Linked DNA regions of Homo sapiens: region 2 is linked to region 1. Evidence: read pairs that join two places in POLR2A ChIA-PET (ENCODE). Cell type or tissue: PC-9. All regions are shown on one strand. Each heading gives the region's core, and the rest is flanking DNA. Links, peaks and the distances in the headings are about the cores only.

Region 1 (11,529 bases), core at 2,974-7,973:
AAAAGGTACTATCTTACCTTGTAAGCTGGACTACAGATTGGCACAACCATTTGGAAGGCAAAGTGACCTTATCAAAGTTTTAAGGGCGTGTTCCATTATTAGAAATTTAATTTATAGGTATATCATCAAAGGATGCCCCCAAAATGAATGAGGATATTCATTATAGCATTATTTGTAATAGCAAAAAACCTGGTAGCTTAAGTATATGAATAATACATCCATATGTTAGATACAGCCTTTAAGAAAGAGCTAGATTCTGAGTTCCGACCCGGACCCGTACGCTGCTGCGCTGACGTGGCTCCCGGAAGTAAGGCTGGCGTAGGGCCGCCATGTTGCAGCAGGATAGTAATGATGACACTAAAGATGTTTCACTGTTTGATGCGGAAGAGGAGACGACTAATAGACCAAGAAAAGTCAAAATCAGACATCCAGTAGCATCGTTTTTCCACTTATTCTTTCGAGTCAGTGCAATCATCGTCTGTCTTCTCTGTGAATTGCTCAGCAGCAGCTTTATTACCTGTATGGTAACAATTATCTTGTTGTCATGTGACTTTTGGGCAGTGAAGAATATCACAGGTAGACTAATGGTTGGCCTACGTTGGTGGAATCACGTTGATGAAGATGGAAAGAGCCACTGGGTGTTTGAATCTAGAAAGGAGTCCTCTCAAGAGAATGAAACTGTGTCAGAGGCTGAATCAGGAATCTTTTGGTTGGGACTTGTTGCCTGTCCAGTGCTGTGGGTGATACTTGCCTTCAGTGCACGCTTCTCCTTCAGAGTAAAAAGTGGTTGGCGGTGGTTATCGTGGGTGTGGTGCTACAAGGTGCCAACCTGTATGGTTACCTCAGGTGTAAGGTGGGCAGCAGAAAGAATTTAACCAGCATGGCTACTTTATATTTTGGAAAGCAGTTTTTAAGACAAAACACTGGAGATGATCAGACTTCCTGAAGAGAGAAAGCTTATGTGCTTTGTTACATTGGGGAACAACTGAAGAGATAAGTCTTGACTTTGAACCTTTTAGAGCTTAGTCCATGTTGCAACGAGGAGTGTTGGCTTTGTTTTTCCACTTAAAAACTTTATTTATAAAAAGGAAAAATAGTTTTCGTATTAAGTTTTTATTTCCAGCAGTTGGGGCGAGAAAGTATATGTTGGCACTAGAAACATTGTCAAGATTTATTCTGTGGTGTAGGTATGCACATTCCATAGGTATGCACACGGCCATGTAATATCAGTATATCCCAAGTTAACGAAAGTGTTCATTTACATAGGCAATGGAGACCTTTGCATTGTGATCCATAGAACATAGGAGGATGTTCTTAGTGTGTCTCAAAGCTCTATATGTTTACATATTATTTCTGTAGATTGTTTTCAGGAGAAAGTTTTGCTTCCATGGTAAGAGTGAGCACTTTGGCTTCTGTGTAAGTTAGAAATAATTGTTAGTTTTTAATATGTACTTCCTGGGGAAATTTCTTAGATGTTTGCAAGCAAGTGAAAACAGTTAGGGCCAGTGGTACTAACTACTTTATAAAATTTTATTTTTATTTGTAAGAAGTCATCTACTTAAGGCCCAGTTAATATAAGTGGAATCATCGTAGTTTAAGGAATACCCAGAGATTGCTGCTGTTCTATTTATTTTACAGAAAGGATAGCTAGATTGAAAGCTCTTCAGTGGACCTTGAGCTAATAGAGCTTTTACCACTAAAAGAGCATTATTCTCATGTCATAATGAGAATAATCATTTACATACTTGGCATAATAAATGCCTAAAAGACATTTTATTTTCTGAATCTATCGTTTTCTTGCTATAATGGGGATATTGTAAATTATGCATTTGTATTAATGGTATTTCTTAAAGCAATCTATGTAACTGTAAACTAAACCAATCTACAAACTATTGTAGGCATCTGTAAATTCTGTCGTAGGTATTATAAACCTTGTTGAAGTCTTAATCAGCAGATTATGTTGTGAATGTATTTGTACATTGTTAAAATAGTTTTTAAGATTATTTGTTTAATTGAATAAGTGTCTTATTAGAGTGATAGCTTTGAAGGTGCAAAACTTTATATTTGTATAAAATTCTACTGTTTACAAGGCAAAAAAAAAAAAAAGAGCTAGATTCCTTGATATTCTTTAAGCAAATTACCAAACTATATAAATACTATTATCTGACACATATACTTCCTTTGCATATGTTATATATAACATTGGTGGACAATTCACAAGACATCTTCTCCGAGCCATAGAAATCTAACAGTGGTTACCTCTGGGGAGAATGACTGAAGGTCTGAAGTAGAATGGATTAACTTTCACTTTTCTTTTTAAAATCTCTTTTTATGTGCATGTATACTTTATTTTAACAAATAAAAGAAAAATGTATTATAAAACAGGGATTCTTAAATCAAGATACTAACAGTACACATAGTGTTCTGTTTGAGTCCCGGGCTCAGAAGGAGACCCTTCGTGATTTGACTTTCTCCCCTTTGACTGCAAAATAAACTATTCACAGCAGAGAACTATAAATTTGTGAATCTTTGTGGAACTAAAATTTTTAAAGCCTTATGGTTTTATATTTGGAGAAAAAAAGTGTTATTTTCACCAAGTGTCTAATGTAATAGTAGTGGTAATAATTAGTAATAGCCACCACCATTTTAAACATTTATTTTTAAGAGAAAGGAAAAGTAGTTCATCAGTCTTTTGCCCTTTCAGTACAATTGTTTTCAAGTCCTTACCTGATTAAACAAGTGCAATTCTACATTTGGCCACCACACTGCTATCTGATCAAACACTGAAACAAGTATTGAATGGAATCCAATTAATCCCTCCTGTATCCAAGCTCAAAAGATAATATGAGGAAGCTGGCTTTTCTAAACTGTCTTGTTTTTACAGGATCAGGCCTTCACTTAATACTATTTAAACAATGCATAATAAATGTTTGCCAAAGTCCAACCACTTCATTCTCTTAACTACCCTGACATCTGTTTGAAAAATAAACAACTGAAACTAGGATCTGTTTATTACCTAGTACTGACTTCAGAGTCAATACATAGTCAATTCTAGAGTATTCTTTAGTTTTCCATCTTCAGAGATGGTTCATCTAATCCTCACTTGACTGCTCAGGCTTTTTTTTTTCACTCCTCATGATCCTAAAGTTTATTCTGTCCATTGTCCTGTAATTAAGTAATATACATTGGAGCTTCTCTCTAACTCACAGATAGCTGTTCATCACCTCTCCCCTCTCCCCTTTCCCACCCTCCTTCATACCCATAACTGAAATCCAGCTGTTCGTAAAGAATTTCCAAGACCATGGCTGCCTGCCATTATGCTCCCCAGAAAGTGTCATTTTTGCATTGTTTTGGTAACATACAGTCCTCTATGTCCCACTGAAAACTCAGGGCCAGAGCCATGCTTTGCCTCGGCTTGCTCAACTCAAACTAAACTGCTCTTTGTTATTAATATGCTGCATACAATGTGTTGTTTCCTTTAGGGGGAAAAGGCACTTTAATTACATCATATTAAGACAACATTTCACACTTTGGGAGGCCAACGCGGATGGAACACTTGAGGCCAGGAGTTGGAGACCAGCCTGGTCAACATAGGAAAACCCCGTCTCTATTAAAAATACAACAGATTAGCCGGGCATGGTGGTACACAACTTGTAATCCCAGCTACTCAGGAAGCTGAGGCACAAGAATCACTTGAACCCAGGAGACAGAGGTTGCAGGGAGCTGAGATCAGACCACTGCACTCCAGCCTGGGCGACAGAGGAAGACTCTGTCTCGAAAAAAAAAAAAAAAAAAAAAAAAATTTCAACATTCTACTTACGGAAACAAAAGAGGAAAGACATATCTTGGTTCAAAAAGCATGTGAAATTTTTGAATTAGGGTTATAAGTATCACATGAAAGAAGTTATTGTATTTTAAAGGTTTTGTTTTGTGTGTTTATTTGTTTGTTTGAGACAGAGTTCTTGCTCTATTGCCCAGGCTTGAGTGCCGTGGTACAATCATAGCTCACTGTATAGCCTCGAACTCCTGGGCTCAAGTGATCCTCCTACCTCAGAGCCTCCCAAGTAGCTGGGACTACAGGTGTGTGCTACCATGCCAGCTAATTTTTTTTATTTTTTATTTTTCTTTGGTAGAGACAGGGTCTCACTATGTTGCCCAGGCTGTTCTCAAACTCCTGGTCTCAAGCCATCCTCCCTCTTCAGCCTCCCCAAACACTGGGATTACAGGCATGAAGCACCGAGTTTGGCCTTACAGTTTTTTTATATTGGAAACGAATCTTAAAATTTTGTTCTAAAAGCACTCTAAACCATTTAAGAAGCAGGGGAAAGGAACTAAAAGAAGATACTTTTTTTTATGGAAAACCCGCTAGACAAATTCTAAAAGAGCTGTAACACTTAAGATACTTTATATCTAAACTACCATATTGCTGGGAATGACATTTTCAGTTTATCATTGGATAAGCTACCTTTCATTTTTTTGGAATTGGGATTAAAATCAAATTTTTACTTTTCTTGCATAAAAGTAGAGCAAATTCAAAACACCTCTATTGACATAATATTGTTTTTATCTGTTGTGATAAGGAATAAGGATTAAGTAAAAATTTCAAAATTATACACCCTTTTCTCCTTATTGAAATGTAATAGAAAACTGTAAATGTTAGCCCTAAGAGATGAAAGATCATAATTCAATAAATTTTTTTCTTTAAATGAAATAGCCATCTGTATCCATGTTCACATATGTCTGCTACAATTGCAAAAGACAATGGTTAATACGTGAGGAAATTAGTCTCATTACTTTATGATCATGCTTTATATATATTACATTGGAATAGTCTTCCTTTTAAGAATTCAAATTAAGGGAATAACTGAAATGAAGAATTAACTTTATACACAAAAATTGCACCACAGCATTATTTATAGTTAAAAAATTGGAAACAACCTAAGTGATAAACAGGGACTATTTAGTAAACTATGCCATATCCACCTAACAGAGTATTTTATGTAGCCACTAAAATAATAAGAATATTTATCATTGTAGTTACAGAGTGATCGGAGTATGTAGAAGCAGAGAATCAAAATCTATGCTTAAAGACAGAGGAAATACATGGTAACTCTAGTTGTGTCTCTCTGGATGATGATATTATCGGTGATTTTCTTTTTTAGTTTTTTTATCCTACTGTTTTCTATTTCCATATTTTGTGTAATGAACATATTTGGCTCCTATCATGTGTGAAAAGATTTTTTTTAATAAAAATGCCTGGGACCCAGGCTAGTTAGGAAAGATGGGATACATACAGTAAGTAAATGGATTTATAACCTCATCTCCCTCCATCCGTGAGGGTGCTTTGCCTGCCTCTTGTGAGTTTTGTCATCTGGAAATATACAGCTCTTGTAGAATTGTCAACTTGGGGTAAATGTTTTGCACAGAGAATACAATGCTACCTGTATGAGATATGCTTTTTTATATCTGTCCCCCTTTTTTGATAAAATGAAACAGGTTTACACCTTGTTTTAAACCATGATTCTAAATTTCAGGACTTCTTAGGACCATGTGTTGGATTGTTTAGCCTTTACCTTTTTCAAAAATAATATTCTTTGAAAATGTTCAAATGTGAGCAATTGTAACATGAAGTCTGTTTATCTTTATTACTTATGTCCTTTGTTTCTGAAAGGATGTACACACTCAGTGTTTTGAACTGTTTAGTCCCCTGAGGATTCTATAGTTTGTACGTGTATCCTTTTCTTGCATGATGGCCATGGAAGATACTGTTACTCAACTTACTAAGAAGACGGAGGCTATGATGTCAACCCAATAGTATGGTTCATCTACTCAGCAAGGCACCGGGAGAGAATGCTCTTGGTTTCAGTTTTGACACATGAGGCCATTGCCAGACTGCCTCTGCTGCAGGAAAACAGTACCAGGCCAGTGTCTAGTCTTTGGTTGCAGCTACAGATATGAAATCTTGTCAACACAAGCACAATTTGTCAGGCAGTTGTGCAAGGCTGAGTGACATTCAGTGGTCTAAGCCTTTTTTCCCCTCCATGCAGATATAAACATGGAGGGTAAGCATGGAGGCTGAAAAGGGAGGAAGGAGGTCTCCAGGCTTAATCCATGAAGGTCCCAGGAAAACTTGATAAAGCATTCCTGATCCCACAACCGTGAATGCCTCTCTGATCATTAGAAGAGTCTGGTCCTCTGTTTTCAGGGTCCCTTACCCCTTCCTCAGTCGTGGATAAGCACCAGTACATTCTGCCTGACTTCTGTGTCTCATGACAATTAAGCTGTCTATCATTCAAGCCATGTTCTTCCTGGATGGTCTCTGTCTAAGGTGCAGATATCTGCTGTGACTTATACATTAATTTTGTTAGTAATTTGATGAACAGAAGTTCTGAAAGGAAGTTTGATATCTGCCAAAATTATAAGTCTATACCTATATGATCTGTACTTTTTATAAGTAGTAGTTGCTCTCAGAATAGCCTGTGTCAATTGTGAATGACTGGTTTTAGTTGACATCAACAAGTAATACTGTAATTGTGTGTTTTTGTTTTGAGACAGAGTCTCGCTCTGTTGCCCAGGCTTGAGTGCAATGGCACGATCTCGGCTCACTGGGTTCAAACGATTCTTCTGCCTCAGCCTGCTGAGTAGCTGGGATTACAGGCACCTGCCACCTCGCCTGGCTAGTTTTTATATTTTCAGTGGAGACGGGTTTCACCATGTTGGCCAGGCTAGTCTCAAACTCCTGAGCTCCAATGATCTGCCAGTCTCGTCCCGGCCTCCCAAAGTATAATTGTGTTTTAATACTACCCAAAGTAGCAATGTACCTGATCTCTTGCTAGAACATAGTGCCTCATATTCAATATAATATGTGCAGTAGTGTCCACCTATGGGTGCAGATAAAAGCTAAAAAAAAAAAAAACTGGGTAATCAACATACTTAACAAAATGGCTAGTTACTTGCAATTCTGCCTCCCCTTCCATTCATGTTCTTCCTAACGTCGCTTAAAAAAGATCTTCCTTTCACTGCTACTGCTGCTGCTCTTTCCCATGGATTTGTACCCCATGCAGTACCCAGACACCTAACAGATATGCTCTAAATAAATGAATGTGCCTGGGGGAGGCCGATGGCCACAGCTGCTTTGAATAATACTTGTAGTGGGAGGTTCTTGCTTCTTGGGAAAGTTTTATAGGCAATGATGAGAGCGTTAATTGGGGAAATTATTCTCCTACCTTCAAGCAGTATAAGTAGGGTTGTTTGGTTGCTTGTTTGGCCACATAGAAAATGGGATAGAAAACACAAATGTTTGTGTGTGTTGTTTTATTTTAATAATTGGTGGTTGGTGTCTACGATATTGTGAATATAATTAGAAATGTATATGTGTTCTTTGTCTTGGGTTTCTGGCACAGAACTCCTAAAGTTCTCCTAAATGTCCTGAGTAATAGGAGCATCATTTGTTATACATTTGGTCTTAGTCCCCAGTTCTTGACAAAGAGCTTCTTTCTAAGATCCTTGGACTCTCTGGAGTGATGAGAGTGGTTTTTGTATGCTACTGAGATGACAGGTAGTTGAAGGTCTTTAGGTAGCTTCCAGATAGGGGCTGATCACCAGAAAGACCAAGGCATGGCCAGAGGAAAGGTGGTATACCTAGAGAGGGCATGGGAGCTCTGTGCCCCTTCTCCCATACCATGCCCTATGTGTCTCTTCCATTTGGCTATCCCTGAGTTGTATCCTTTAGAATAAACTACTAATAATAGGTAAAGTGCCTTCCTGAGTTCTGTGAGCTGTTCTAGCAAATTATCAAACCTGGGGAGGGGATTATGGGAACCTCCCAACTTTATAACTCATTGGTCAGAAGTCTGAGTGGCTTGGCCTAACAATTGGCATCTGAAGTGAGGGCAGTCTCTTGGGATGGAGCCCTTTAACTTGTAGGATCTGACACTAACTCCAGGTACCTAGTGTCAGAATTGAATCATTGGACACCCAGTTGGGCATCCAGAATTGGAGAATTGGTTGGTATGAGGGAAAAGCCCACACATCTGGTGTCAGAAGTGTTGGAAATAGAAACAGATCAGAATGACACGCATCCGTGTTGTATGTTACCCTCATGGTAGCAGGTACCTTTCTTTCCATGTTAGCATGAAAGTGTGATTTCTGGTGATAGATGATACAGCTGACAGGACTGCTGTCCTGGTAAATGAAGGCACCTGAAATGACCAATGTACAATCAAGAGATGCTTCCAGGACTAACCAGCTGTTGTCATCAGAGTGTTGGTTTGCAAATCAAGTTGTTGCAGATGTATGCATCATTCAAAGATGCCATTCACCCAAAAAACGTATTGTGTCTGATAGATTTGTCTCACAAATGTGTGCTTTCATTGTTTGGTTTTTGTTTTAAACCAAAAAGGGGGTGGTTGATATTTTCATTACTCTTTCTTTTTTACTCTTTTGAGGATTCCCTTGGGAGAAAGGAAAGATTTTCCTGCTAGAGATTCTCCAACAGACATGGACCACCATGTTCCAGAAGTATCAACCTTTGATCTGGAGAACTGTTCTAACCCTTTTCTCCTCTCAGTTGTCTTTTTCTTGAGATTCTGCTTCTTGAATATGATTATCTTAAATGCAGACAAGCATTTACTTTAGCATTCCTAGAAGAATGTTAAAGTACGCAGGTCTTTGGGTGCTGTAAGATGCACAGGTCAGCTCCTTGGTTATTTTGTTCTTAGTAAAGTACAGTGGGAACATACTATCCTCAATCAACTTAGGGAAAAGATCTTTCTGTTAGCGCACAATTGATTGAAAGTATCACAGAACATCTTAATGTCAGGAATGTGCATATCTTTTTTAAAGAAATTTTATTTCTTTTGCTTTGTGTAGCAGAATCTTGTCAGTTGCTTCAGTTCTAAATAGGCTATCAATGAAGTTTTGTGATCCTGTGGCCCCAAACCAAACAAAAACCCAAACTTATTTCTGTATCTAATAGATGATGACATTCATATCAAACAATGATAAAATATTTTTAAAAGCCATGTGACAGCTTAGATTCTTTCTGAACTTTACCTAAGACTGTGCTCTGCTCTGCAGTCAGCGCAAGACCAACTGAAAAACAAGGGATGGAGGCCACGTGCCTGCGTCTGCAGGCCTCAAGGTTTTATTGCAAGGAGGAGACACCACGTGCACTGCATTTGAGCCTCTCATTCCAGCCATCACCACTCACTAGAAAATTGTGTCTTCTCTTCCCACCATTTAAGTAAGAAAGGCACATAAGTAATTTTTTTAAGCATATTGACAACCATTAAGCAGACTCTTAATCACTCTAATCTTGGTTTTCATCCATGGTTTGAAACAAAAATCAAAATGGCAACTTAAAATCACAGTGGAAACTGGTTTGAATGTAAAGCAAAGCAAGAAAAATATTTTTCAGAGTCACCTCCTGTATTCCCCTTATTTTGAAATAGTCTCATTTTCCAGATAAAAATATGTAGATGCTTATAAAAGGAATCTGCTTGAGAAAACTAGAAAAAAATTAATTTTTTATTAAATTTGGCAAACTGGATGTCTCCATTTCATAATGTATATCTTGTTCTCTGCCAGTTCTAATAATTTACTCTTTTATTAAAATAATAAGGTGTCAACTGATTTGTGACTTTCTTAGAACTTATAGAGTGAGATACATGGTATCATGTTTGTGCAAAGATTACTAAACTTTAAATTCCTAATTTAGAAATTTCCCTTTGAGTCATTAGGAATATCTCATAGGTCTAATTTTTATTATGCAAGCAGCCTTCCTTAAAGCCACTTATAGTCAGTCTTAAAATAAGTTTTTGCTATTAATTTGTTTTTAAAAAACTAAGATGTGTCAAAGAATTTCACGTCTCTTATTTCTATAAATTAGATTTATTAGCAAGTCTTAATATATAAGCCAACTATTTTTATTTTCTTGAGTACTATGAATGTTTTAAACAACAAATACATAGCTTTGGTCATCAAAATAGGATAAACCAAAAAATTTATACTGTGTAAACTTTAGTGTTCACTAAACAGGCAGAAATTACAAAATAATTTTCCTTTTACAACTTACGTGGTGCCAGGTAATATCCTTCTTTTTAATTGTGAAATAGAAGATGCTTGATAAAGCTTAATTGCATCTCCTCTGGAATCACATAAATCGGATCCCACAGTTGCCGATAAACTCCAATGGTGATTATTTCCTTTTCACAGTGCTCCAGCTGAGGCTGCAACAAAGGAGGACGAGAGAACAACTAGTGGACCAGGGCATCATGCCACGTAAGATTTATACCATCACTGCCATCCCTAACGTGACAGAACATGACGGGCGTGTCCAAGAAGAGCCTGCATCTTGCTCTGCTTTCAGTTGTATCCATTTAATCAACAAACAATTACCAAATGAATTTCCAAGGAAAAATCAGGCACCTAAGTGAATCATTTAGAATACATTTTAAAAACCAGATGCAGTTTAAAAGAGGAACTTGAATTTTATATTACACACAGAACACCTTTACACTGTAATTAGGCTAACATTCATTCTTTCTTTAAACTTTAATATTTGTTTTAGTTTTGAAATGACTAAAGTAATCACTATACTAATGGATTTGAAATTCATTAGACTTGCCAAAAAACATAAAATTAATTTACAATTTTTACTTAGACTTATTTAGTTCCAGTTAATTATATTTAATGCTATGCTATGATCTGTGTACAGTAATTAAATGTATCTCAGTTACAGGACTGATAAACATTCCATTTATAATTCATATTTTTGTCTCAAGTACAGTTATTTCCCTTCTATCCCTAGGGTTTGTTCCTTTCAGAAATTTTTGAGAGTTGATTAATTTTAGAATGTTTGTTCTAGTTGTTTCTTTACCTTTAGTCACCAAGTTTGGAGGTGGTTTTATATTTTAGTGGGGAGGAGTGGCTGTTTTGTATAGGCCATTAGGATTGTGTATCTGGATTTTGTGTAAAAATGGACCTTTCCAAGAGGTAACTTATTCAGTTTCAAAACACTAGAAAGAAATTACAGCATTAATTTATGCTTTCCAGTCTTCTGAATCATGGCTATGATAAACTGCTTTCTTGGTTTATGATATGGAATGATTTTTCTCTTTAGTAGATATTTTTCCCAGTAAAACCTTTTTTTTCTGGACTACTATTGAGAATCTAAATATTTTAAATCTAGCATTGTGATAGGCAAAAGGTGCTTTGATAATCTGCCAGATTTCTCCACCACCACCACCACCACATCCCTGACTATGAACCAACTAATCAAAGAGGATCAAATTATGATATTTAAGACACCATTGCTAGGCCAGCTCTAATCTGCTTTCGGGTGCTGGTCCTCAGCCAAACCTGATTGGACTGGGCTCCTGGGAGTCTTTGTGGTGCTTCATGTGCCAGAGCTGAAAATAATGCTGTAAGAGCTGATTGGTCAAGTCTTGCAGGTGACAGCCCAAGGAATCCCAGTCCTCTATCCCATCCACTCATCTGACTGCCCATGCTTGGAAGTGCAGGGTGTTA
Region 2 (11,529 bases), core at 3,160-8,159, 93 kb before region 1:
TTTGTAGTACCCTATTGAATACCTAGTATGAGGTCAGCATTGGGCTGGGACTCAGTGAGGGGAATTATACATCGCTCCTATCCCTAGGCAGCTTCCAACTTAGTTGAGAATGAAAATGGACAAATAGAAAATAAGAGTAAAATTGTATGTTCAAGTGTGCTAAATGGCTGCATACAGGTTTTCAGTATATCACAGTAGTAGTATTGCTTGTGTGGCCCATTTACTGTTTTCCAGGAGGTCTAGGCGTAGGTTACCAGAGAGAAACAGAACATAGAAATGGCAGTTAAAACCAAAAGAGTTGAAAACTCAGAAAAAAAATTTAATAGAAAAGAGCTTAGCTGGGTATGGTGGCACATGCCAGTAATCTCAGCTACTCGTGCGGCTGAAGCAGCAGAATCACTTGAACCTGAGAGGTGGAGATTACAGTGAGCCGAGACCGTGCCACTGCACTCCATCCTGGGTGACAGAGCAAGACTCTGTCTCAAACAAAAAAACAAAAACGGAGGAAAAAGTCTTTTCTGTGTGGTGGACCTGCTGGCCGTAAGAGAGAAGCAGTTGCCTCTGTGGTGTGATTCTGGGGCTCACGCCTAGAATCTCTCTCCCATTCACGCCTAGAATCTCTCTCCCATGGAATTGAAATTCCATCATTTTGCAGGACCACCAGGAGTAGCCAACCACACATCTGTCATTTTCATTTTAGCACGAAGGGGTTTATCATATTATTTCCAGACAATAGTTTTGGACCAGATACAAGGTTTAAGAACACTAGGCATAGAATAAATGGTGAGCACAGTTGGGGAAGAGGGGTGAATGTACTAGATGACAGACTTCATTTTGGTCTCTAGGACACTCTCCAACAAATAGTTCAAGAACCAATTCTGCATGACTGCCCTGTGCCAGCTACTGTGTTAGAAACTAGGGATAGATGCATAGGTGAAAAGATGAGCTCCTCCACCTCCGTGAGCTTTAGGCTTATGGACAGATGGAAAGATAAAGATAAACAGATAAATGTAATGCACATGGGGAACAGTTGCTGGAGAGGAGGATACAGGGTCAGCATACCCAGTGTGAGGTACACCAAGGAAGAGGGCACAGTAGGTGTTGTTGGGATCTGTAGAAGACATGCCTGCCTTTGGTCTAACACCACTTTATCGTCTTCTCCAAGTGTCTAGTCCCAGGTAAGGACAGGGAGACCTGAACTTTCGTTTCAGATATTGGCCACCCCTGCCTTCTATTCCTATCACTGCGTCTCTACCAGGGACCCCTTTTCTGCAGTGGGTCCAGGCCACAGCAGTGGACTGTGGTTCTTCCAGGGTTGGTGCTTAGAGTAAATTGAGCTAATAATTTCTACCTGGCTTCAGTCTTTAGACCAGGGTCACATGCTTCTGGGAGCCCTGGATCTGAAAGAACTGCTGGGCCCGATGCTAGATGCTGTGAAGGAGTAGTATTGGGGTGGGTTAAAGAACATTCAGGAAATGGAATTATTTACAGTTTTGCATGTCTCTATTGCTCTTTCTTAGACAGAACAAGTATATATGGAGTCCTCTACCACATGTGAATCTTGAATATTTGAATAAGATGAACTTCTAGCGTTCAGGAAAGAACACTGTGAGGACATGAGGTTGAGTTTCATCATAAGCTTAAGTTCATTTAACAACCCTTGATAGAACATTTCTAAATGCATAGTGGTAACATACTGAATTATGCAGGGAGAGAATTTAGAGCCAATGGACAACATAATCATCTGTCTGGCTGTGTACATGTTAGCTGTTAAAGTCAATATGTGAGAGATGGTCAAGTAAGCTAACTGCGGGGGAACTTGGCCACTTTGTAGAAATTTGGAAAGTAACATTTAAGACTCCTACCCCAGGAGGTTACTTCTCTCTCCCCTTGGATTGGAGATTCTGGATGCATTTTATTTTTATTTTTAAAGAGAATACTCAGTTATTTCTCAGAATAGAAAATAATTATTAGAGTTACATTCTGAAAAGCTGTAGTTATTGGTGAACTTATTATGTGTGTGTTCATATGTTTTAATCAAAATGATTTCATGATGATAGCAGCAACTTCACCAACAAAGAAAACCTTTCCCCCATCGTCTCCCCTGCCGAATACAGTAGCTTGATATTTGGGACTTTTAAGGCCAGAAGTGTTAATGTCTGTTATTTACTGGAAGCATATGTGCACCCCTCTGTAGTAATTCGAAAATTGTATAATCCATTTTAAACTTTGTACCCATTTCTATTTTATTTGTCATTTTTTCTATTCCTGGCTTGATTTAAGTAGCAAAATTATTAGAAGAAATTGATCTTTAAAGGATTTAAGGCTTACCTGTCCAAAGGCTTAAATATAATTTCTTCATTGTTTCTTAGCAATTTCTATAAAAATATGGTATTATTTTTATACAGGAAGCTGAAAAAGCAGGCTGTTCCCAAGGAAGCTGTTGTGTAGTTCCTTCCTTTCTAAAGTTTAAGCTGAATGCTTTTCCTCACTCTAAGTTCAAGGGCTTAGTTTACACGCATAAAAATAAACTGAACAGCACCTGCCACTTAGTCACAAAAGAGAATGTCTCGAAGCCACTAAGCAAACGGATGTACTCAGTTTAAGTTTCTGAGATGCTTGAAGTGTGTGGTTAAAAAAAAAATTTAATTTCAAAATGAATAGTATGAGGATATCAAGAAGAAAACATAAACCAAAAGGTGAGGTTTGATACCTGAATTGGGTACATTTTAATTGCAGAATTGTCATCACTGCAGATACTGGTACTTAATACGTTCAAATAGTTCAGTACTGTCCACTCTAAATAGCTATTTTAATATGGACAGCTTGCCAAAGTCCGTGGTACCTTGTTAAAGTCCTTGTTGACACCGATGGAGAAGATGAGATCACCAAGTTGTCCATTTTTATTTAGTATAAGTAATTGTCCCTGGTTACCATAAGAACCGTGGAAGCTATGTTTTTGTAAACTTCTTTCAAAGTTCTGAAGTCAGTAGGAAATTATCTAGAAACTCCTGTTTTATTCATGAATGTTGCCTGTAAAGAAATGTAGAGGCCCTGCTAAAAATTATAGAGTACTTCTTGTTGTCAGTAGAGTACTATGAGCTGACAGTATAAAGAATATCAAATACAAATTCCAGTGTTTGCCAGGGAACCATACACATGGCTCAAGATTTTCATCACAAATCAGCCAAACAGCATCTTAAATTCTGTTCCTGAGTCAGAAAAGGAGAGGAAAAAGGAAACCATAAGGGTCAATATGGTTTGCCCTTTAATCTCAAAATCATTTTAATGATCCTTAGAGTAGAGCTTGTGTCTTATTTACTCTACTACCTTGAAATATGGACTTACTAGAAACATCAAAACAGTGTCTGGAGAAGTCTCAAAGTCTGAGCTGGGCTCCCTATGAAGGGGCAAGGCAAGCTTATCTTCAGGAAAGTCCTGGGGTAAAGCCAGACCAGCAGCCTTGAAGCCCTGGTGGCTGAGAGCTAATCCTCCTGGACCAGATATGTGCAGAGGCCAAAACCACATGGCTGGTTCCCTGGTAGAGTTTTTGACAGTGCGAGTTTAGGCCTTGGGTCAGGGTGGGCAAATAGGAAACTGAGAATGGATCCTATAAGAGGCGGTGGAGTAGTGAAGGAGCTCTGAAGGCAGTCAGGGAGGTAGGGTTCTAGTGCCAGCTTTGTCAGCAACTAGTTTTGTGACATTAGACAAATCTCTTCATGTCTTTGGGCCTCCACTTCCTCATTTATAAACTGGGGGAGCTGAATCCCATAACCTCAGAGGTCCTGGCCCCTTTAAGCTTCAAAGTGCTGTGATTCCAGGCTCTCTACCAGTACAGTGCCATGCCTTCCATTTTGCAGCAGCCACACCACCCTCTCCTGGAATTTCGGCTTGAAACTCATCCACAGCATGCCATCAGTCACCAGGTTCTGTCCATTTTTTCTCTAGGAAATGTCTTGTCTTTTTCCTTTCTCCTCCTCGCTGCTCCACGTGAGACCAGGCTTTAGTTATATTTGTCAGGATGACTACATCATCCTCTTGCCTTCCACCCTTTCTCTGCCCCAAGGCCCCAAACTTGCCCCTATTCCCAGCGTGAATCCCTCCTTTCCCATCCTGTCCCGTCCCATCTCATGCTCTGAATCTCGTCTCCCTTAAACAGTACTTCCATCATGAGCATTTTCTTGCTCAGAAATCATCAACCTGCTCTGTGGTTTTTAAGATCCTCTGTAATCTGATCCCACCCTATCCATCTAACTTTGTTTTCTCTTTCTAACACACCCTGCAGTGTAACAATACCGATTTTTTGCTGTTTATATGAGCATTCCATGTTTTTTCCTACTTCTGTAACTTCCTTTGTTTCTTTCCCCTAAATACCTTAGCCTATAAATTTAAGAAATTGAGAGGTAAAAAGAGATAGGATAACTGAATAAAGTTCTGCAGATTGGAGGTGCAGGTGGTAGAGGGAGAGGTGGGGTTAACCCTGGAAAGAAGAAAATAACATTTGGGAGGCAGCAGGGAAAGACAAGTAGATGTTAAACATGCAGAGATTTTGAGTCAGAGAGAAGGAAGTTTTAAGAAGCTTGCTCACATCAAGTGGCCTTTGCCCTTAATAAAATAGAAGCCAAGCTCATCTGCTCAGTGATGAGGGGGTGGTGCTGGGTCCTGAAGGAGGTAGAAAATCCCCACTTGCTGTGGACATTGAGGTGAACATTCACTAGAGGTGAATAAAGAACTTCAGAAACATTGAGAATCCAGTTGAAGTTGCTTAACGTGAATTTGGTGGACTCATTTCAGTTTTCTGGATGTGCTTGGTGCTTGGCTTCAAGGACCTGCATGGGCAAACTGAGAGTTGGGTATTGGTATTGCTGAAGTGGCTCTATCCCCTCTACCACCCACTGCCAGCTTCTAACCTATATGAAGAGGCAAACAAGAGGGAGGGGCTGACTAACCTGGAAGAGGGAGGTGCTGAAGCCTCAGAGAGGTGTTGTGTCCATTCATCGTTCACTCCCTGGTTCCCCCTTTTTCTCGGTCCTCTGGCGCCTCTTTCTACCTTTCACCCTCAATTGATGGCTTTGCTTCCAAATGCTGAAAACACAGAAGGAATGAGAAGAGAACATCTGCAGACTCCACTGCCACACCCACCTGGGTGTGTGCTTGTGCTCAGCTGTCCCTCCATACGGTGGCTGGGCGCTCTGAGCTCCCGTCCAGGGCGCTCCTTCTTACTGGGTACCATCCCCCCTGATCTCTCAAGGGCATTGCTTCACTGATTTGTGTCCTCCCACCCCATCAGTTCTTCACTGTTCAAGGGCAGTGTGGAGTAGGGGCAGAGTGGGATTTAATCAGTGCTGAAGCTCTGCCGAACAGGTATAAAGAAACAATGGGGTTTAAATGAGTGACCCTGAAGCAGAAAGAGTAAGAGCCCATATCAAGGGAGGTAGGAAAGGAAAAAGGTGGCAGGATCAGTGGTGTGGAGACCCCGGTGGGATTAACGGATTGTTGGATCCAGAATTTGAGAGATAGCTAGGAGGCAGTGGTCAGAGGTAGGTGCGTGAAACTGGGGAGATCACGGAGTGTTCCTGGTTTAGGGAATGATCATGAGGTGAGTGGCTGAGGAAGAGTGGATGACGGGGTTCAAAGGTAGGAAATTCAAAGCTGAGGGCTCCAGAGAGCTGGCAGGAAGAGTGGTTTGGAAACAACAGTGATGAGCTGGCTCGCCTCCAAGCCTAGTAAAGCAGGAGGATTGTGAGAGGCAAAAATCACCACCACTTAAAAGGGCTGCAAAGGAAGCAGTGTCTTCCAGGTGAGAGCCAGGTTTCCCTGCTTCTTCTCTTATTCCACCACAGTCTGTTCTTCACATAGAAGTCTGATGTTTTCATTTCTATCTGTCCAGGCCTGTGTGACCTGACCTCTAGCTGAGTTTGCTGTTTCTGCTCCAGGCACTGGCCTGCTTGGTGTGTTGAGCACACCAGGGATATTTTTGCCTTGGGGGCCGTTTGCACTTGCTATTGCCATCCAACACTGTTCTCCAGGTATCTTTATAGCTTATTCCCTCACCTCCTTCTGGTCTGTGTTCCAGTGTCTCCATGGACAGAAGTGTCAGGGCTTCTCTGGACACCCTATCTGAAATGGCACTCTTCCTGCCAAGCAGTTACAACCCCTTTTCCTGCCTTAGTTTGTTCTTCAGCACCTACCACAATTTGACAGTATATATTTTACTTATTTACTTATTGGTATATTACACGAGGGCAGAAATTTCTGTCTAGGTTATTATGTCTTTATTTTTTAATTTTTATTTATGTATTTATTTTGAGACAGAGTTTCACTCTTGTTGCCTAGGCTGGAGTGCAATGGCGTGATCTCGGCTCACTGCAACCACCGCCTCCCAGGTTCAAGCCATTCTCTCACCTCAACCTCCCAAGTAGCTGGGATTACAGGTGCCTGCCACCACACCCAGCTAATTTTTGTATTTTTAGTAGAGATGGGGTTTCACCAGGATGGCCAGGCTGGTCTCAAACTCCTGACCTCAGGTGATCCACCCGCCTTGGCCTCCCAGAGTGCTGGGATTACAGGCGTGAGCCACCACGCCCAGCCTATGTCTTTATTTTTTTAATTGCTTTTCCCTACACCTAGCAGAGAAATTGCCAAATAGCAGATGTTTATAAATATGAGTTGAATGTAGAATGAATGAACGAATGGATCAGTAAACAGGTACAGGAGGCCTAAAGAAGGAGGAAATGATTTATTCGCAGTAGGTGATTTCAGAATTCAGGATCTAGAGTGGGTGTAGGATGTGATTGTTATTGTGGGAGGTTGAAGTGGAGAGAATGGGATGATTCCTGTTGTTGAGGAAGCTGAGTTACTGGGACATTGGATAATTAGAAGGAATTCCAGCTCCTAGCTCGATGGCGGGAGACAACATGGAGAGAAAAACTACCAGTCAGGCCCATAATCATTAAGGAATTTAGGAGGGGCTGGGTGATCAATAGAGAACTCTAACAAAAATTAGAGAAGGGGGTTGGTTTAAAAAAAGCATATCCACAAAGAAAGTAGCAGTTATGAGGTGTTGCCCTCTCCCTACATCAAGCTTGTTTTGTTTCCTTAAATTTTCCAGGTACATTTAGTTAAATGTAAACTCTTCTGGTTTCATAGGTCTCTTGAATTTTTTTTAGAATAAAAAAATTACATACATAGAACTAATGTGTCAATGCTAGTTTTTAAAAGTCTGTTAACTCTGACATGGGATACCAAGAGCCTGTCAGTAAAAATAGTTGCTATGGATTGCCAGTTCCTTTGGATCTTTAGGGTCAAGTACTAGTATTTGCTTTTCAAACTGTAATAGGTTCAAAATACAGAGTATGATTTATACTGATATATTTGTGGTTGGAAACTTTAATGTTGCCAATGTCTTCCCAATTGACATCTGAATATCTCAATTATGCTTCTGGTAAATTTATTATTTTAAAATGCCCTGCCAGACCATAGTGCTTTACAAAGTTGGCAGCATATTGCTGATGACCTAATTTTTTATTTGGACTCATTGTAAATGTTCTAAATGTTTCAGTATAGAACTATTCATTTTACCCATTTGAAGAGCATTTTAGGTATGTTTTAATACATGGAAGGATTATTTTCTTCTAGCCCAAATAAGCAAAAAACTTTTAAGTATGTATTTTCAATCTCAATTCCCACATTTATTCTATTTTTAGGTTCCAGCTACCTTCCAGAACATCAGAAAGAGTAGTCCAATTTCAAATAGGATTTCTTCTGGGTAAAAGCTCGTTTCCTGCCTGCACTTGAGGCTGCGTTCCACCATGCTTGTGCTGGCTCTGAGTTTTGCCTCCCACCCTCAATTTCAACCATTATTTTATCCTATTCTCTGGTTTGCTTCAGTTCAGTTTCTTCCTCTCTGTAGTTTTTTTGGACCAGTAATTTCTAATTATCCTGTAGGTCTCAGTTTAAATGTTGCATTTTCAGGGACGTCTTTGTAGATTCCTTTCTAGTGCATTGGGTCCCCGCTGCTGTGTATTGTCATCACTGTGCTTTCCCATCATAATATTGTTACACCTTACTGTAATTATATGCTTCCTGTCCAAATCCATAACTTCCAAGGGGCTATCTGGCTACCTTGTCTGTCTTGTTAATCGCTGTATTTTTCAGCACCTACAATAAATAGTGCCTGGCACACAGAAAGCTCTTCATAGGTATTTTTTGAATGAAAGGATGAATGAATGAGAGTGAGTCCTAGGTTATTCCTCCTTGCCACCACAGCCATGGCTAGTGACCACTTAATATAAGTATTTGCAGCACTTGACACAAGTATAGAAAGGTTTGGGTCTCCTCTACTGGGAAAAGTCCAGTGCTAACAGTTATTGGGAGGATGACCTCAAGTCCTTTTCAGCACCACGCTGACACTACTTGGAATTATGCTACTGAGGGGAGGATCTTGTTCTTGCTACACATTGTACCTACTCTTTCTTCTGAGCAGCAATGTCAGGAGGAGGAATTATCAACTAAATAAGTAGATTTTTGTGAAATATGTATTTTTTTAGTTATTTCCCCAAATCCTACTACTTCAAGTCTGCTATGATCACATTGCCAAATTTCTGGGTTTTTAAGGTAGAGTTCCAAAAAATAATCATGTGTTATCTGGATGTTTCATACTGTAAGTAAGCATAGTGACAGATAAATATTTTGAACAAATAATCATTCAGTAACCTAATTTGCCCCAATTAATGTAGTTTGATGAAAGTTTATTCAGCACCTTGTACAGGTCCTCAACACCTTTTCTTAAACTCTGCGGCCCAGCTACATTTTAAATACAGGTTTTTTTGAATTTTAAAAGGATGACATGTACCACCCAGTGAAGTTTGAGGCAGTACCCCATAATCAAACATTAATATTTCTGCCTTGAAATAGTCACACTAAATAGGAAATGCACTACAAATAGCCTCAAATCAGCTCAGATTCTGATTTTGCTGCGTATAATTCTGGTCAGGTTGGGCCACAGGTGAATTATGAAAAAACTCCTGGTTTTAGACTTTTGGGTCTTTGGAGTTACTTGCAGAGAACTGTAATAGGTGCATATTTTGGTGTGATGATTCTACTGTCTGAGTCTCCCTTGAGTGCTTCCCCTCCCCTCCATGCTCTGGGCCACCATTAGGACAAGCCATGACTGTCACCTGGATCACAGGGGCCTCCTCCCACTCCATCTCCTTGCCTCTTGTTCCTTAGCAATCCATTCTGCAGAGTAATTGGCCTAAAACAAGTTTGGTTCATATTGCTGTTCTTTGTAAATCCTTTCATTGGCTTCTTACTGCTCTACAGATGGGGCACGCATTTCTTAATCCATCATTCAAAACTCATTATGATCTGGGCCCATTTTACCTCTCCTGCCCTTCAATAGCCACTCCTCATTTTTTTTTTCTTGCAAACATATTTCTTCTGTTCCATAGTCCTGCTTACCTATTGACTGTACCTTCTGTCTGAAATAGCTTCTTTATCCTGCCTCCATCCTCACGTCCCTTTTCTAACTCATCTATTTTTCAGGTCTTGGATTAGATTTCACTTCCAAGGAAACCTTTCCCCTCCTAGTTCTAGATTAAGTACCCTACCGTTGTGTTTGGGCAATGTCTTATGCTCCTGTTGCATTGTGATATAATTATGTTACTAATTCTCTGGAGCAAGCATCTCAACCTTAGCACTATTAACTTTTTTTTATATGCTTATTTCATGACCTGGTGTTTAACACCCTCCTAAGCCTCTGACACTTGACCTGCTGTGCATCTCACACTTGGCCTCTGACATTTGCCTTGCTTTAGCAGTCAGCTTCTAGACGTGGTTCTAAATAATGCCTACCAGATTTCTCTACCTTAGCACTATTGACATTTTGAACTGGGTAATTCTTTGTTGGTGGGGGCGGTGGGGCGGGGGTGGTCATTGTAAGCACCATTGTAAGGTGTTTAGCAGCATCCCTGGTCTCCACCCACTAGATGCCAGTAACCCTCCTTCCCATTGTGACAACCAAAAATGTCTCCAGACATTGTCAAACATCCTCAGGGGTGGGGAGGCACAGTCACCCCTGGTTGAGATCTACCAGTCTAGAAGGAAGACTCTTTGAGGAAGGGGCTATGCTTAAGGGCATCTTCATATTCCTGCCTTGGTACACATGGGTCACCTTATACATATTGAATTAAATTAATGTGGGAAGGAGGGTACTTGGCAAGGAAAGGGATGGATAGACAGATGAAGAGTCTAGCTCAGCTCTCTCGGGACATGGCATGTGAGAATATATAGCAAATGATTTTCAAGGGATTGAGGTACCATACATAAGGGGATCACACTCTGTTCTTCTCTTTGAATAACTACTCCTTTTGCCTTTGGGCCATCCCCCAAGGAATTATTTCCTGCCTTAGAGTTACAGGCCACAGAATCTCCTGATCTGCTGGAGGCTGCCTTAGAATCAACCAGGAAGCATTTGTTAAACCACTGTACAAATAATGGGCACAGATAGGAATCACAAGCAGTCCTTGCCCTCAAGGCGCTCCCAGCCCAGTGAGAAAGACACTGGTGGGTTTTGCCTCTCTGTCCAGAAGGCCCTTACACCCTTCCTTTCCTGGCACATTCCTACTCCTCCTATCCAGTCTTGATCAGGCCTTCCTAATACATGGTCCCATAGCATCTATTCTTTTCCTTCACAGCATTTTTCACAGTTTTAATTATATAGTTTTTTCTGTGTTTTACTTAAATGTTTCTATTCCTTGAGACTAAGTTCAATGGAGAAAGGGACAATGTCTGTTGTGTTTGTTTATGTTTCTCCAGCTCCTGGCACAATAACTGGCACATTGTAGGCATTTAAAATATAATTTATAGACAAATAAGAATGCTTGTGGCTGTCCCTCCAAGAACTTGGATTCCAGTGGAGGAGATGGTGCCAACTGCAGTGCTCAGTTCTGTACCAAAGGGATAGGAAAGTGCACGGTTGGTTTTGGGAGTGAGATGGAGAATAATCTGGACTAGAAAGAGGTACCTGGGATGACTTTATAGGGAAAAAAAAGTTAGAAAATCAGGAAGACTAGAAAGGAAAAAAGAAAAGCCATTCATAGGTTTAATATAGACAACCATTTTGGTAAATTTCAGCCTCTTCCCCCTTTTTCTCTTTCTTTAAAAATATGTTACTTCATGCTTTAAAGTATTTCATGAATACAGAAAAACATAGAGAATAATATAACCTCCACCTAGCTTAGTCAAATCTTAACATTTTGCTAGCTTTGATTTACATTAAAAGAAAAAATGATATAAAATAGAATAGAACATTGCACATAGAGTTGATGCTCCCCTGTGTGCCTCTCCCAGATGCCATTCCCTCATCTTTTTTTTTTTTTTTCTTTTTCTTTTTTTTTTGTGAGACAGGGTCTCATTCTGTCACCCAGGCTGGAGTGCAGCAGCATGATCTCGACTCACTGCCCCCTCCACCTCCCAGGCTCAAGTCATCCTCCCGCCTCAGTCTCCTGAGTAGCTGGGACTACAGGC

What was found. Peaks named below come from ENCODE experiments on the same cell type or tissue, not always from the same donor. Only the 100,000 strongest peaks of a DNase experiment are listed, where the experiment ranks them.
Region 2: POLR2A ChIA-PET joins it to region 1 with 7 read pairs; 6 of 35 experiments call an interaction of 5 or more read pairs at or near these places.

The regions. Positions count from the first base shown.
Region 1 is chr16:14,200,028-14,211,556 of GRCh38, forward strand. It overlaps MRTFB (myocardin related transcription factor B), which reads left to right. Exons shown (of 17, transcript NM_001308142.2): 4 at 10,216-10,281. It also overlaps the pseudogene TVP23CP2 and the pseudogene LOC124903783. Among named protein-coding and RNA genes, the nearest start is that of TRT-CGT2-1, 80 kb to the right of the region's middle. In PC-9, for the core only: no CTCF peak of the experiment used is centred there; no DNase peak of the experiment used is centred there.
Region 2 is chr16:14,106,753-14,118,281 of GRCh38, forward strand. All of the region lies in intron 2 of MRTFB (myocardin related transcription factor B), which reads left to right. Among named protein-coding and RNA genes, the nearest start is that of MRTFB, 41 kb to the left of the region's middle. In PC-9, for the core only: no CTCF peak of the experiment used is centred there; no DNase peak of the experiment used is centred there; H3K27ac peaks cover 430 bases.